Linked DNA regions of Homo sapiens: region 1 is linked to region 2. Evidence: chromatin loops called from intact Hi-C (ENCODE). Cell type or tissue: dorsolateral prefrontal cortex. All regions are shown on one strand. Links, peaks and the distances in the headings refer to the core of each region. The heading gives the core; the rest is flanking DNA.

Region 1 (8,572 bases), core at 475-8,474, 240 kb before region 2:
ATTTGTCTTTGCTTCTGCCAGATGTCCTTAGAAGCGAAGTCACTATATGTTATTTTCTAGAGTGAGGTCTACTGGACCCTGGAGACAGTGAGACTACAAATCCCAAACCAGAGCAAGGCCAGTACTATGGTTAGACATAATCCCTACACAAAGCTTAGGCTAGGAAGGCAAGGGTATTTGCAAAGGCTGTTTTTTTTTTTTTGGAGGTCCAATCTTTTAGTGAAGTTGTACTTTTCTGCAGACTTCTCTTGTGTAGGACTTGTGTAGGACTAACAGCCTTCCATTTCCTCATTGCTGTTAAAACTATGTTTTTTCCCCCTAAATGTGCAAATGTCACAGGGAAATTATAGGTAGTATCAACAAGATCTTTGCTGTTAGGTATTCACCCCCCCTCTTCCTTTATAGAGCCCAGAGGGCTTTCCTTACCTGAGAAACCTGCTGTTCATTTAAGTCAATGTTAGATTTATGCAGCTTGTCTAAGTTTCTTATACCTGGAGAGTTTTCAAAATAATTAGTTTTTTACATAGTCAGAAATGGAAGTTGCTACAACTCACTGCTGATTCACTGACTATATTAAACTACCTGAAAAAAAAATGGAAAAATAAGGTTCCAAATAATGTAATCTGACATACATTTCATGAGAGAAATGACCAAAACTTAATCCTAGAGGGAATTTTATCTTAAAATCCTAGAGGGAATTTTATCTAAAGAAAATTCATTAGATGGTTGTAAAGCAAAAATGAAATTAAAAAATAATATAAATAAACGTGGAGTTCAAGAAAAACGTCACTGTTTCCACTTTTAAGTGGAGAAGTAATTTGACAAATTTTCATTGAAAGAATTTTGCTGATCACGAGTTTCTATCAAAACCCAAGAAGTGTAAACATAGGAAGTGCTTATAGGTTAATAAAGCAAAAATCATGTGTTATTAACGAGGAAGTGTTAAGGTGGTGCCAGATCCACGGGCACTCACTATTTCATTTCTGGGAGCGTTTTTCAGCCTGCAGTTCCCACACCACGCGTGCCGTGGAGCTCTCTGTGCCACGCTGCGGGGCCTCGGTCTGACCAGCAGGGGGCACCGAGTGTTCTCCCGCAGCGGCCCGGCGTGGGCGGCGGCTCCAAGGCCGATTCCTCAGCACCAGGCAGGTGCCTTTGAAGCAAAGGGCGTTCATTCACATTCACAAAGGTCTCCGGAACAGCCTTGTAGGTTCTTCAACTGCCCTCAACTAAAGCTTCGGAATCTGAAAACCTGGGAAGAAGCTTAGTGTCCTGACAGTATTTTCCTTTTAATTTTGCAAAGTTTACAAAATCCATTAAGAATTGCTTTGCAATGAAAAATATACACATTTTTATACTTTTTGTTTTCAAGTGCTTCATTCCATTTATATTTAGCGGTGAGGCGGGCCTAGGCAAAAATGAAATAAAAGCACAGTGTTAAGATCTGCAAGGCCATTAAATTGCAGTGCACGTAATTAATGGACCATGATATTGCTTAAACACAAATGTACACTAATCTTGATCCAGCGGTACTAGTGATTTGTTGTTACAGGGCTAGATCCACCTAAAGCTCATGGTGAACACTTACAACCTTGCACAGAAAGTGACTGTGCTTGAAAGCACGAAGGCAAAATCCCATTGGCCAAAGATACCTTGTATTCCTAGCTGTGAATCGGTTTATCCTCTTTATTTTATACTTTGCATTATTTTATTACTTGGAAGAATTCACCCACTTTTTTCTGACAAAGGCTTATCAGATTTTTCTTCTTAAAAAAATATATATAAAGTTTTGAAGAAAAGACAAAGCATTGCAAAGAGCTGTCAGAGGGGGACGAGAAGCTTACAAAGTGAGCAGGTGGCACACAGCCTGTCTGCAGTGGTCATGTGAGAGCCAAACCCCTCAGCCACATTAACAGCCTACAGCATGTGCCAAGCCCTTAAGAAGTCACATAGCATTTCAGAGAATCCCACAAAACCAAAAACACAAATTCTGTCAATGCAATACATATATTTCTAGGTAGACGTATTAGTACGTCTCTTATGTGGGTGCCGAGGAATCTTGTAAAAGTTTGTGCAAAATTGACGTCAGTTTTACTGCTTGTCAGCAGTGAAATGAGTGGATTCATTGATTCATTCATTTGACAAACATTTAATGAACCACTACTCTGTATGTGTTCTAGGGACTGGGAATACAGCATTGAACAAAATACAGAACTAAATGCATGCTTGATGGAGCTTTTATTGCCATGGTTAGCATGAGTTACATTCATAAAATATACTTTATTTTCATTAAAAAGAATGAGCTAGATTTCTTTATATCAACATAGAGAGATCTTAAGGAAACATAACGTTGGATGGGAAAAGTGAGTTTTTCCATGAGAAATAGTAAAATACTTATGTAAGTTTGAAAAACAAAGAGAAAATACAGAACCATACTATGTGAAGTTCATTGTCACAGCTATGTGTGGGAGTGTGTGTGTAATAAAATAAAAAGTCGAAACTGGGAATACACACTAATATTTCTGATAATAGGGTTTTTTAGGAGAAAAATATAGGATGGGGAGGGAACAAAGAGAAAAATAAAGCATTTTCTGTAAAGTTTTATTTATTTCATTAAAAATAAATAAAGCAAATTACACCAAATGTTAACAATGATCAATTTTAAGAAATGGGTACATGGATGAGTATGTCATGCCTATGTGGGTGATTGGTACTTTTTCAGTTAAATAAATAAATGGCAGTTGGAGGAGGGACAGAGAAGGACATGGGGAGTGAGACCAAACAAGGATCATGATGAGACCAGAACTTCCCTAGAGGAGTGGCCCGTTGTGAGCCTGAGAGATCCCCTGTAGCGACACTGAGCAGAGCTCCCTGTGCCTCTTTCCGTCCTGGCCTCACGCTGTCTGGTTGGCTTTCCCGATCCGTCGTCCATCTCTGTTGTCCTGTTGTTGTTGTTGTGGTTTTGAGATGGGGTTTCGCTCTTGTTGCCCAGGCTGGAGAGCAATGGTGCGATCTCAGCTCACCGCAACCTCCACCTCCCAAATTCAAGCAATTCTCCTGCCTCAGCCTCCCGAGTAGCTGGGATTACAGGCATGGGCCACCATGCCTGGCTAACTTTGTATTTTTAGTAGAGATGGGGTTTCACCATGTTGGTCAGGCTAGTCTCTAACTCCTGACCTCTGATGATCCACCCACCTAGGCCTCCCAAAGTGCTGGGATTACAGCTGTGAGCCACCACGCCAGGCCTTCTGCTGTCCAGTTTTAGTAACAGCTTTAGCAACTGCCTTGCTCTGCTCTCAGCATTCTCTGTTTTAACCATCCCGATTTCACCTCTGCCTCCCTTATGTCTACCTTTTGTCTCACAGTCTGACAATGAAAATCATCTGCCACTATCCTAGCACCAACCTGTGGGCCTCCCTGAACTCCCACTTACCTGGGCCACGTCAGCCCTGCAGCCCACGGAGCTCCTCCAGGGGGTGCCTCTCCTGTGTTTCCTTGGCTGTGATCTCCAAGCAGAGGGCAGGCCAACTGCGTGTTTCCTAGTCCCCCTAAGTAGCTTCATCTTTCCCTCCTAGCAGTAGACCCCTATCCCTTTCTCTAAGAAACACTGTATAACCCACCTCTTCCAGGAAGCATCGTGAACACAGTACTTCTCAAATCTTTGTCATTCATGAACTATCTTTATGATATCTGCAATCATTGAATGCCATCTGTGCTAGTGTTTTTGTCCTTTGAATAATTCTTGTTTACTTAAAACAATGTAATTATAAAAAAATGCATTACTACTTTTAAATGGAAAATCAGTTTAACTAGCCATACAGATAAATGCAATACAATGAAAGAAAAACAATAATATTAAATTCTAGTCAGATACAATTGCCTTCCAAAGACTCTAAACCAGCGGTTTACTTTTCCTTTGTCTAAAAAAAAAGAAAAGAAAGAAAAAGGAGACTAAGAAGTGTTAGAGCAATAGTGAAGATAACTTACTTCTGCAAAAACGTGCTGAGAATTCTAGTGGAGGCACCTAAGTCAGTGAGTGGATAACTGGTACCTTCTGTGGCTTTCCCTTTGAAAGAATCACAAGAATTGAGATTTACAGAGGAGAAAAAGTCTCACCATGTGTCCGGATATCATTTCTCTATAGCGTCTTATCAGCTGCATACCATCAGTGGGTTCCACTCCATTTTAATTCATCATGGATATATCATTTTCTTTTCTTTTCTTTTCTTTTTTTCTTTTTTTAGAGGGAGTCTTGCTGTGTCACCCAGGCTGGAGTGCAGTAGTGGCATGATCTCAGCTCACTGCAGCCTCTGCCTCCCGGGTTCCAGCATTTCTCCTGCCTCAGCCTCCTGGGTAGCTGGGATTCCAGGCGCACACCACCACGCCCGGCTAATTTTTGTATTTTTAGTAGAGACGGGTTTTGCCACGTTGGCCAGGCTGGTGTCGAATTCCTGGCCTTAGGTGATCTGCCTGCCTCAGCCTCCCAAAGTGCTGGGATTACAGGCATGAGTGACCTGCCCAGCCAGATATATCATTTCCAATCTCTCTTTACATCAGCGCTTACGTATATCCAACTGACACTGTTTGCCTCTGTTTTGCAATTGTTTGCACTTTTACTTTATGGTATGTTTCCTTTCCTTCTCATTAGGAATTAGCCTTTTAGGTAACTTGGATTCCATTACTAGGTCTGCATATGATGGGCAGTTGCTACATGATTTTATTAATACCATTTTGTTACAAAGGTTATTGCAAGGCAATGGAGTTTGTGATAAGCTAGATCTGGGGAAGTCATTTAGGGAATTGAGTTACTCTCACAGTGCAAGGCTCTGTGACATGAAAGACAGTCTCAAAGATTCTCATGGGGTCAGACTATTTGAAACCAAAAGGCAGTGGAGTGGGAGTGACACGAGGGACCGCATCTGACATGGTTTCTACCCTTGCGTGTTCTTGTAAGTATACATATTTGCATGTACATTTGTATGGATAGCTCAGTAAACTCATTATAGTTTCCTTTGACATCATCACGTGTCATTGGGAAACAAATGTAATCCAAGACCTTCAAATGATGTTGCAGTTTTAAAAAAATAAACTGCTTTCTCTGCTATTCCCATTATAAATGCAACCAAGCCTATGGCCTTATAGACTTGCTGGTCTCAAAGCATGTGTTTGAGGTGGGAAAAAATGTGTCATGTCCAAGGAAATGATACAAGATATACTTTGAAAATAGAACTGATAGGACATAGAATTGGCCTGAATGTCAGGATGAGGCAAAGGAGATGAGGACCAAGGCGGCTGCTAGGTCTTGGTGAGGAGCCCTGAACAGGTGAAGAGTCCCCCTACCAGGAATAAGAACTAGGGGACTTGCTAAAGCAGGAATCTTTAATTTAAAATGCAGAAATATTTAAAGAGAGAACTTTAAGAATCCAAGGTATACCAGCTGATGCTAAAAGACGATTAGCCTTGCTTTGAAACGGAAGCCTAGTCAGAAAAGTAACAATTCCATCACTAAGATGTTGAAAAAGGCTCTTCAAACATTTTTTGCTCTGACTCACAGTAAGAGATACATAGAATAAAGACATTTTATCTTAGAACTCAGTAATGCATACACATAAATACACACATAAATATACAAACACACACATAACTTTATGTATGCACAGGTGTACTGAAACAAGCTGCAGAATATTTATCACCACTATTTGATACACACTGATACATTCTATGCTCTTTTATTTCATTTTTTTAAAAAGTAAAGCTGCAATCCATGAAACTGATTTCACAACCTATTAGTAGGTGAACCCAAAGTGTGAAAAACCATTATCCCATAATATTAAGTGGCCACAACATAGTGTTAGTTTCATTCTTTATGGTGGTTCCTATTTTTCCAGATTCTTTCCCATAATCCTATGCCATCTGTATCAGGTAGACAAACTTTACAGTTAATTTTCAATGTGTTTTGCCAATAAGCCCAGTGTCTTAAATTCCTTTTGGGTTGCTAACACAGACCAGGTAAGCATAGTCACTGTGGGTTGAAGTGCCGTGCTCTGACCTTCCTTCACTTATTTTTTCCTTTTTGTATGTGTTGCTTTTTAATCAGCACTGTATTGTGCACCCACAACTGGAACAGACAGTCAACCTGAAATACACATTCCCTTCCAGCCCCAAAATGCAGAAATCTTGTGGGACAGTAAATAATGCTGATGTACCTCTTCTAAACATGAGTCCGCCTGATACAACGAGCACATCCAATAGCATTCTCTTCCTTCCCCTTTCCATATCTCTATAAAGGGCTACTTTCAATTCCCCAAAGTCCAAAATAAGTCAGCCATGGACAGCCAGTGCCACACCCCGTGGTTCTTATTCCTGGCAGGAGGACTCTTCACCTGTTCAGGGCTCTTCACCAAGACCTAGCAGCCACCTTGGTCCTCATCGCCTTTGCCTCATCCTGGCATTCAGGCGAGTTCTATGTCCTATCAGTTCTATTTTCTTTTTTTTTTTTTTTTTTTTTTGAGACGGAGTCTCGCTCTGTCGCCCAGGCTGGAGTGCAGTGGCACGATCTCGGCTCACTGCAGGCTCCGCCTCCCGGGTTCCCGCCATTCTCCTGCCTCAGCCTCCCGAGCAGCTGGGACTACAGGCGCCCGCCACCACGCCCGGCTAATTTTTTGCATTTTTAGTAGAGACGGGGTTTCACCGTGTTAGCCAGGATGGTCTCGATCTCCTGACCTTGTGATCCGCCCGCCTCGGCCTCCCAAAGTGCTGGGATTACAGGCGCGAGCCACCGCGCCCGGCCTCAGTTCTATTTTCAAACCATATCCTGTGTCAGTTCCTTGGATATGCCACAGTTTTTCCCGCCTCAAACATACTTTTCCTTTAACCTTGTTCTTAGCTCTACTTATCCATGAATAATCCCTTCTTATCTTCCTACCTTCTGTGGCTCTGCTGAAGTGCACGTCCTCAGAAATCCTTACATACACACCCCACTCCAAACCCCCACCATCTAAACAGCTCTTCTCTTTACTAGAGTCAACTTCTGTTTCTCAATTCATGTAAATGCATTTATGAGAGTGGATTTATTTTCTTTGTCAATGTACTCTTTTTGTCTGTGTTCCCAACTGAAATATTTGCTTTCAAATGTCAGTGGCCAAAACCATCTTGTTCATCGTATAAATAAATAAATACAATTTATAAGTTTTACGAGCTTCTTTGGTTCTTTAATAAAAAATTCTTGAAGTGATTCATTTAAAAGTAAAGGAATTATACAATTATATTCTTTCTAAGGATTCATTATTTTAAACAACTAGAAATCTAACTAGAGCAAAGATTAGTGACAGACTTGAATATCTGCACAAAGATCTGATCATTAACAAACTAAATAGGGTAATTAGGTATACAGTTGGAATGCAGTATGCAGGCTTAAATTAGTAGTGTATAATTGAGCCTCATTTAACTGCAGGAGAATTTCACTGAGAGAATTTTATTTACATAAAAGAAATGTCTTAGTGAAATTGCTTTGAGAGAATTTAAAATATGTACACCAAATCTCTCCTTACATACTGGATCCAGCAGAATTGTAAGCTTATTCCTCATGCCCCATGTGATGGTGTTATTTCTAGCCAAATGATTTCTTCCAGGCGGCTCAAGATCCACGCTGGGGCTTCATTATTTCTTGGATATCTTGATGATACTCTCATAAACATAATAGGCTCCAAAGAAGGTTAAATAAAATGATATGGTGAGAGCTCTGCCCCCTCAATATGATCCCTTATTTTACTGATCCTATTTTTAGAAAAAAACTCGAAGTATGTATATCTTCTAAACAGTCACTTAATTTAGCACTGTGCAAACCTTTGGGGGCAGCAGGTAAGTGGGGCAAACAAGAGGATCCCTTTGTCTTCAGAGAGGCAACTGCCATTTTGAGGAGGCAGCTCTGACACCCAAATCAACTGGACTGATGCAATTATGTGTGAAATGGGGAATTATCACAGAAGTTCAGGAAGAGACAGAGATCAGCTACATGGCAGATTCAACTTTTGTGTGAGGTATTTGGAGGGGAGGGAATACAAAGACCAGGGTGAATATTGAAAGTCTCCCCTTCTGCTTTTAGGCAAGTCCAGGTAGCGACCAGCTTGAAAAGCAAGCATAATAAAAGCCCTCTTTGACGCATCTACTCCCGACAGCAACATCATCCTAAATTTATCTCCTTCTATGTTGTGTGTTACATGGGTTTGGTTTACGTCTACTGTGTCCATATGCTCACCACCCACTGACATCTTTTTCCAAAATACATTTTAACTACCCAAGAAGCACATTAATAGAGTCTTCTTTTAAGATACTCAAATACGTGACAGTGGGAAATGAAACATAATTTCTCCTCCCCTTCCTCTAATCCACTCATGATTTCAGAGGCAACCACAGTTAACATTTGGGCAGATATCTGCTGATCCAGGCCTCTCTGTTCATTTGCATACACAAATTTATTCATATACCACTGCCTTTGGTACATAACATTACAGATTGTTATGTAACCACTTTAGACTATGTAGTGGAGATTTTTCTGCAGGGTATGTGTACATAT
Region 2 (8,572 bases), core at 360-8,359:
TCAACTAAGAAAAAATAAGCTTTATTTTAGAACCACAGGACTGAAATGTAGTTCTTCTAAGAAAAATGTAAAGAATTTTCTTTTTCTTTTTAACAAAATATTGAAATGGAACAGAACAAAAACACCTGCGTTGTCTATTATAGTTAAGCTAGTTAGGATGGGTTTTCACCCATGGAGAGGAAACAAGGGAAGATTTCTCCTTTCTACCTGTACAAACAGATCACAGGCAGGATTAATCCCCCCAAACTGGAGGAACTACATGTCAGCAAGCAGGTCCCTTCATTCTTGTGGAGGATTTAGCTAAATTGGTGGCTCTATGAAAACACTTTCTCACAGGCATTTGACTTTACTGTCTACTCTTCTTGACCTGACTCCACAGCCCCCATACTGTGAATCCAACTTGCTGTCTTAGGGAGGCTTAAAGCCTCACCGGGAGCCAGTTGAACAATTAGAATATTTAATGGATGTAAATCTCATTTAAAAAATAATATTATTTTATTTGGGTCACTATATCTAACATTAAAACACTAGGTAAAATAGGGGAAATCTCTTTGTTGGTAAATTTGACTTATAGGTGACGTTTACAGGGAAATTCATTTGATTAATTAATTAGGTCACATAAATGTAATTCAGTGGTTGCAGCAAAACAATTTTCACATAGAGTAATTGAATTTTCAAAACATAGAATCTTGAAATCTATTTCTAAACAGTGAGAAAAGCCATAGCTCATCAATGCAAAAGCCAGCACATCTGTGGATTCAGAGGAGCATAGACATTTGTTTATAATAAAAAAGGTATGAGCTCTTCCACCAGGGTCTAACTCCGAGCCAACAGATACAAATAAATAAATGGTTTACGCGACTGTTTCACTGACACCTGCTGGCACCATGAATATACTAAATTAGATTGGCTGTTGGGAAAAGCAAGTGGAGTCCAAGAAAACCATAAATGGAGAAACTTGCTGTGAAAAACAAAAATGATTTTACTGCTCTTGGATAAGTCAGACTTACTACTAATGACAGGCTGAGGCATGGAATCCCCTGGGAAGTTATTATTAGGCAATCCATAAGTGTTTGCTGAATCCATCAATGCTGTTCATCAGCTCGAAACCTTCTTCTGACTTCTCATTGTCTGCCCTCCCCCGGTCACATTTGGCAGGTTTTCAAGGTCTTGCTCCACTCTGTCCGTTCCCTCCTGACTTACCGCTGGGCAGGTGTGCACCCTTTGCAGGCTCCACTCACCCCATCCTCCTTCTACTTCTCTGAGCCGTGCCCCGCCACCTCCCCCCCTCCGTCAAGCCCACCTGGGCTCTGAGTCTTCCCACCACTTCAGACCACCCATACTCACACTTTCTAGATGCCTGCTGGCCTTCACTTTCTTACCATGCATTTCCACACTTCATAGTTCTCTACAGGTTCTTAAGTGCTTATTTCCTCTCTGCAGGTCGATTATAAACACTTTCAGGACGGAGAAAGCTTTCAGAGGCTTGAGAGATCCAGATCCATAGTTTGTACTTAAATGTATGTGTGTACGTGTATATGTATATACATACATATGTACATGTATACATACATACACATGTATGTGTGTATGTATACATACACGCATACACATAAACACACATATCTGTTGACTGCCTGAAAGTCTACAAAACCTTTATTCCCTAGAGCCTCATCTTGGTGGCATTCGCATATCTTTTTTTACTTTTTGAGACTGAGTCTTGTTCTGTCACCCAGGCTGGAGTGCAGTGGGGCAATCTCAGCTCACTGCAACCTCCGCCTCCCGGGTTCAAGTGATTCTCCCATTTTAGCCTCCCAGGTAGCTGGGACTACAGACACCCACCACCATGCCTGGCTAATTTTTGTATTTTTAGCAGAGACGGGGTTTCACCATGTTGGCCAGGCTGTTCTTGAACTCCTGACCTCAAGTGATCCGCCCACCTCAGCCTCCCAAAGTGGTGGGATTACAGGTGTGAGCCACCGCGCCCAGCCTTATACCATCCTTGAAAAGGCTCTGGTTTCTAAATGAGTCCTACGCATCAGCCTAAATCCTACTTTGACCTGGTGGACCATCTTCACATCAGCAGGGTGGAGTTAGCACCAGCCTCTCTCTTGCCCCACATTTAATCACCCCCAAATCATTCCAGAATGATTCGGGGCTTCATGAAAGAGATTACCTTCCTATTGGGTGTGCACTCACCTTCCCATGCCAGTTTTCAACCTGGAAACACTGTGATTCTGGGATATTTCCTTAGAATGTAAGCTCCATGAGGACGGGGGTCTTTTCTTTTGTCTTCTTACATTTCCAAACTCAATTCTATTCCCTGGTGCCTGGAACAAGGCCTGGCACACAGCAGCGAGCCCGAGAGTTCTTGCTGGGTGCAGGCCTGAGGGTCAGTCTCACCCGGTCGTAAGCGTACCTGGAGACGCCACAAACATGATCTGTATTTTGACACTTTCTCGCCAGTTAGACAAGTCAACCAGTACATCATGAAGGACAGAATGAGAGCGCAGGCTCTGGGGCCCAACACCCATGTTCAGATTCCGCTCCTGCCATGCATACTCAGGTGACCTCCTGTGTCCATTGACGGTCCAGTGGCTCAGAGGGGCTGGGAGGGCCGGATGCATTCACAGGTAAAGGAAGGGTGCCTGGCACAGACCAAGTTGCACTGTACGTGGGTTTGCGGCTGCTACCGGACCACCGCCCCAGCATCGTGGCGATGACTCCACTTTATTTCTGCTTTCCTACGTGGGTGTGGGCGTTGATTTCGCTCTTGTCCTACCTCAAGACTTCTTTAGTGTGTTCTTTTCTCTCCTGTTTAGGCTCCCAAGAAACATTTGCAAAATGGGATTATCCGTGGCTACCAAATAGGTTACCGAGAGTACAGCACTGGGGGTAACTTCCAATTCAACATTATCAGTGTCGACACCAGCGGGGACAGTGAGGTTTACACCCTGGACAACCTGAATAAGTTCACTCAGTACGGCCTGGTGGTGCAGGCCTGTAACCGGGCCGGCACGGGGCCTTCTTCTCAGGAAATCATCACCACCACTCTCGAGGATGGTAGGTTCGGCCGGGGCCTGGTCGTGGCTTTTCCCTCCGCAAAGGTTCCCTCGGGTCTGCCCCGGGGCTCCCCCAACCTCGCACTCCCCCGCCCCACGACTTTGCAGTGACCTGCAGGGCCTGGGGTCTCGGGTGGAAAAGCCTTCCCTCGTGACCTCGCCCACCCCGCTGATCTGCCCGCCCTGGGGCAGGGCTGGACTGCAAAGCCAGCAAGTCCCTCCCTTTTCAGACTCTTCCTCATTCATTTCAGGTACAAGAATTGGGCTTTTCTGGAGTGAAAACAAGGCTCTCTCTATTACTGCAGAAGTCTCACGAGAATGCAGAAATGCTATTTGCTAAAAAACTTTCTCCCAAATGTTAAGAAGGTTTTTTAAAATTTATTTTATTTTTCATTGTTTCCTATTTTCAAGCATTCTGAGTACAGAGAAAAGGAATTTTCAGATTGCACAGTGATCGATCGCCCCCTAGCGGCCGAGATAAATTAATTAGCCCTTCCACCATGTCACTGAGAATAACCCAGAAGCTCAAATTTCCAGTAGTGCTTGAAAATAGAGAACCCTGGTATCCAGAGGCACAGTGTTTTAGGCAGGAAGTTAAGATATGGGGTTATTTGTAGCAATAAGTGGTAGCTTTGAAGGCAGGAAGCTGGCACTACATTTACCTCTTGTGCAGTTAGTCATTTGATCATAGATTTTTTTTTGAGACGGAGTCCGGCTCTCTCTCCCAGGCTGGAGTGCAGTGGCGCGATCTTGGCTCGCTGCAAGCTCCGCCTCCCGGGTTCACGCCATTCTCCTGCCTCAGCCTCCCGAGTAGCTGGGACTGCAGGCACCCGCCACCACGCCTGGCTAATTTTTTGTATTATTAGTAGAGACGGGTTTTCACCGTGTTAGCCAGGATGGTCTCGATCTCCTGACCTCGTGATCTGCCCGCCTCGGCCTCCAAAAGTGCTGGGATTAGAGGCGTGAGCCACCGCGCCCGGCCCTTGATCACAGGTTTGCGGAGGCAGATAGGACTTGCACCTGTAATATCTGACAATTTTTGCGAGGAGAGGAGTCTTCAATGACTTGCAGCCTGAACACTGGAATTGTCTATCTTCATAATTGCAATAGTCGTTAAATATGCCTTTGTTTTTGCTTCAATGCTCATTTTTCATTAAGATGCGTGTCTCAGCCAGTATTTTGCACCGCCCCAGCGCCAACATTTAAGGTTTACAAAAGCTCAGTACTAAAAATATTTTCAATATTCTTCTGACCTGTCTATGGTCTCTCTTCCCTCTAGAGAAAGGGATGAGGATGAGACAGGAGAAATCTATGATTATGTTTCTACTTTTTAGCACTTTACAATGGTTCAGCTTCCAATTTATATGCCAGATATTACTAAATACAGAGGTACCGTACTCTATAAAGTAAATGCAACTTAAAGAAGTAACTTCCAAGAGTAAGGGGAAAATAAATCAGACAAACAATGATTTTCTACTCAGGCAATAAAATTAAGAAGGGTACACGACTCAAGTCCCAACAACTGTCCTAAAAGTAAAGAAACTAAGTTGGAAAGAGAGACTATGGAATCCATTAGAATATATGCATTGACTCATGATATTTTACTGAGCACTGAGTTATCATAAGATTTTTCCAGGGAAGTGATCTTTGTTATTTTTTCTTTCATTTTGGGGTTGAGTGCAATTTTTTGCTTGCATATTGAAATATTAAAATACGTTGCTTTTTCGGTTATTGCTTTGCTCATAAACCACCCACAGTTATTACAGATTCTAATTATTTGATTTCAGTGCCCAGTTACCCCCCCGAAAATGTCCAAGCCATAGCAACATCACCAGAAAGCATATCAATATCCTGGTCCACACTTTCCAAGGAAGCCTTGAATGGAATTCTCCAGGGGTTCAGAGTCATTTACTGGGCCAACCTCATGGACGGAGGTAAGAGGACTAAACTAGGACTTTGGGTTTGCCTCCAGAGAATGCATGATGGAATTTGCAGACCCCTCCTAGTTCCTAACAAGGGGCTCAGGATATGGCGGGCACCTCTTTATCAATAGACACTTTCCCCTTTTCTGTCATCCCTCATCTGACATTTGAACAGGTCTCTTTGTTTAAAACATCACACACCTTCGAAACCCAAGTTGAAGCCTAGGCGGGGGCGGCACTTGGGAAATTTCAACATGGATGTATTTTCCTAATTATGTCTATGTCAAGGCTCTGCAGGCAGCACCAAAACCTCCATCTCTATCTAGAACATTCTGTGTGATATGTATTCTAAAATGTTGGCCTCTTCCTACTTCCCAAATAGAACTCCGCGGGGAAACGTTAAATTTCCTGTAGTTGTGCTGTAAGTGGGTGTGGGAAGAGTGCCCAGGCACATGGAGGGGGGCACTCAGGAGGGGGCCAGGAAGTTCAGGGCCCTCCCGTTTTGTCTCCTGTTTCTCTTTCTCCTCTTCCTTCCCCTTCTCCTCCTCTCTCTTTTCCTTGTTCTTTATCGTGTGTGTGTGTGTGTGTGTGTGTATTTCAAGTGGTAGGGCAAAATGTTCCTGTTTGTTTAGGGCAAGGCTTTGAATAAACGACTTTCTCAAGTGGACATAAGATTGGGGCCACAAGTTTCTTGCAGCAACACCTCAGTGTCTTCGCCCTCAGGCTGCGAGTGGTGCCCACCAGGCTGGGCCGGGCTGCGTGAGTGTGCTGGGGCAGAGCGAGGCTGCAGCCCCCAGCAGGAAAGGCCTCTGGAAGCCTGCTCACTGTCTCTGTCCCAAGCCTGGGGGGCCCACACCTGCCTCCTCCCCTGCCCTCCATTTCCAGCCCCCTCCTGCACCCCCCGTCACTGGACAGTACCTTCCCTCTTGTTTGGGGTTTCTTTTCTTTTTTTGAGACAGGGTCTCCCTCTGTCACCCAGGCTGGAGTGCAGTGGCACGATCTCAGCTCACTGCAACTCTCCACCTCCCCGGGCCCAAGCAATTCTCCTGCCTCAGCCTCCCAAGTAGCTAGGATTGCAGGCGTGCACCACCACACCTGGCTAATTTTCAGTATTTTTAGTAGAGATGGGGTTTCGCCAGCTTGGCCAGGCTGGTCTTGAACTCCTGGCCTCAAGTGATCTGCCCACCTTGGCCTCCCAAAGTGCTGGGATTACAGGCGTGACCCACCACGCCCAGCCTGGGGCTTCTTTCAACCCCTCTGACTGGGTGTGATCCCTGATGAGTGCTCACCTCTAATTTTGGGCAAATGCGGTCAAGGACCTATCCCTTCCCTGCTCAGGACCACCTGGATCTGTTCTACCAGGCAGACCCCTGTCCCCATGCAGGTAAACATAGGGCTCCACAGGTGGCAGCAGCCTCCACGGTTGGTGCAACAGTAAAGGCAAGAAGACACATGAGCAGCACAAGCATTACTGGCTCAGCGAGCATAGGCCTTTGAGCCTTAGCTCTGCATGTCCCTAACTGTGTCCCTAACATGTGTTTCTCAGGACTGAGAGCAGACCTCATGCCTTTGTTGCCACATGTAGTACCTGGAGCACTACCAGCCATGGGAGGCAATCTAGAAGGACCCCCCCCCGCCCTCCTTGGTCCTGCAGTAGACACATTTGCCAAACACCCACTCGACACTGAGCTCATGGGAAACACCAAGGTTGCTGTGTCTGTCCCTGTGGAGGTTCCAGACCAGTGACCGAGGGAGATGCTAATGAATACAGAACCACAGACCCAAGAAGGGACAGCCCCACAGAAGGGCAGATTTAAGTAGATGATTCTGTAACACCTTCACCCCTCCCACCTAAACACAAGTTTTAAAACACCCCAGAGTAAAGAGCAATGAAAATTTGCAAAAGTCATCTATTTTTATGGACAAAATACCATAGGATATCATTACATATGTTTCTTCTGATTTCTACTCCTTATATTGAGTGGATGAAATTAAATACCCTTAATGTTCTTTGAAAGGCAGTGTTATGCTAAGATGTCTTTTCTGTTCTTATTGGAAATATTTCAGAATCCAGTGGTGACTTCATCCACATCACCCATATTTTCTAAGCTCACTCACATTTGCTAGCATTGCCTGCTGGTATCTTCATTCTAAAATGAAAGATGTGGCTTCATACCTTTAAAGCTTTGAAAACTTGAATATTCAAAAACATAATTCTTTAAACAAAGAAATGCTTGGGAGTGTGCATGCAGCTTTTTAAAGATACTTTCACTCATGGGATTAAAATCAAAGTGATGAGATAAATGTGCGATGTAGAAGTCTGCACTTCATTTCCGAAAGATAAGCAAGAAACCTTCAGAAACATGAACCTGCCTGCGAATGGTCACTCTTCCTGCTACCTGAGAGATTTCGTTTATGAGGCAGGTCAGTTCACGGGGCTACTGGACACTTTTGCACAAACTCCCCAGACTGCAGCCTCCGGGACTGGCTGGATTCCCACAGACACTGAGCAGGAAGTGACTGCTGACCGACACCACATACACGTGCGCACACACCACACATACATGCACCCCACATACACCACACACCACACATACCACACACACACCTCACAAACATCACATACCACACCACACCCACACATATCCCACACTCACCACACACACCACACCTCACACACCCCACATGCACACACAACACACATACACACACCCCACATACACCACACATACCACACCACGCATACCACACACACACACCACACATACACCACATATCACACCACACACACATCCCTCATATACCACACGCCACATGACACACACCCCTCATACACATACACAAACTGCATGTACATCACCCACCACATGACACACACTCCATATACACCACATACCACACCACACGTACACAAACACCACATACACCTATGAAAGGAAAATATCTTTTTGGCCCCCAAAATCACTAAGGAAAAGTCAAGCTGGAAACTGCTCAGGGCCAACCTGCCTCCCATTCTATTCAAAGTCACCCCTCTGCTCACTGAGATAGATGCATATTTGATGGCCTCCTTTGGAAAGGCTGATCAGAAACTCAGAAGAACGCAACCCTTCCCCTCTCACCTACCTGTGACCTGTAAGTCCCCTCCCCGCTTCCTGTCTTCTTGCCTTTGCTTCAGGTTGTCCTGCCTTCCAGACCGAACCAATATACTTCTTACCTATATTGATTGATGTCTCACGTCTCCCTAAAATGTATAAAACCAAACTGTGCCCCGACCACCCTGGGCACGTGTTGTCAGGACCTCCTGAAGCTGTGTTGTGGGTACGTCCTCAACCTTCGCAAAATAAACTTTCTAAATTAACTGAGACCTGTCTCAGGTTTTCAGGGTCCACATACCACACCACACACACCCCACATACACCATGTACCACACCACATGTACACACCACACATACACACACCACACACCACACCACACATCCCACATACTCATGCATACACACACCACACATACATACACACACACACAACACACACTACACACACACTACACACACACCACACATACACCACACACCATAACCCCAGGCA

What was found. Hi-C counts contacts between places; a loop is a spot of excess contacts. Peaks named below come from ENCODE experiments on the same cell type or tissue, not always from the same donor. Only the 100,000 strongest peaks of a DNase experiment are listed, where the experiment ranks them.
Region 1: a loop joins it to region 2, with 7 times the contacts of the local background. A loop is called at or near these places in 65 of 110 quality-filtered maps.

What each region holds. Positions count from the first base shown.
Region 1 is chr21:40,378,997-40,387,568 of GRCh38, reverse strand. The region is part of intron 3 of DSCAM (DS cell adhesion molecule); the gene reads left to right. It overlaps DSCAM-AS1 (DSCAM antisense RNA 1), which reads right to left and starts at 4,486. Exons shown (of 2, transcript NR_038900.1): 1 at 4,114-4,486; 2 at 2,211-2,990. In dorsolateral prefrontal cortex, for the core only: CTCF peaks have their summits at 850 and 1,051 (motif pointing right); a DNase peak (open chromatin) is centred at 1,078; H3K4me3 peaks cover 673 bases; H3K27ac peaks cover 751 bases.
Region 2 is chr21:40,138,982-40,147,553 of GRCh38, reverse strand. It overlaps DSCAM (DS cell adhesion molecule), which reads left to right. Exons shown (of 33, transcript NM_001389.5): 17 at 2,823-3,063; 18 at 4,850-4,996. Among named protein-coding and RNA genes, the nearest start is that of MIR4760, 69 kb to the left of the region's middle. In dorsolateral prefrontal cortex, for the core only: CTCF peaks have their summits at 3,340 and 3,540 (motif pointing left); a DNase peak (open chromatin) is centred at 3,543.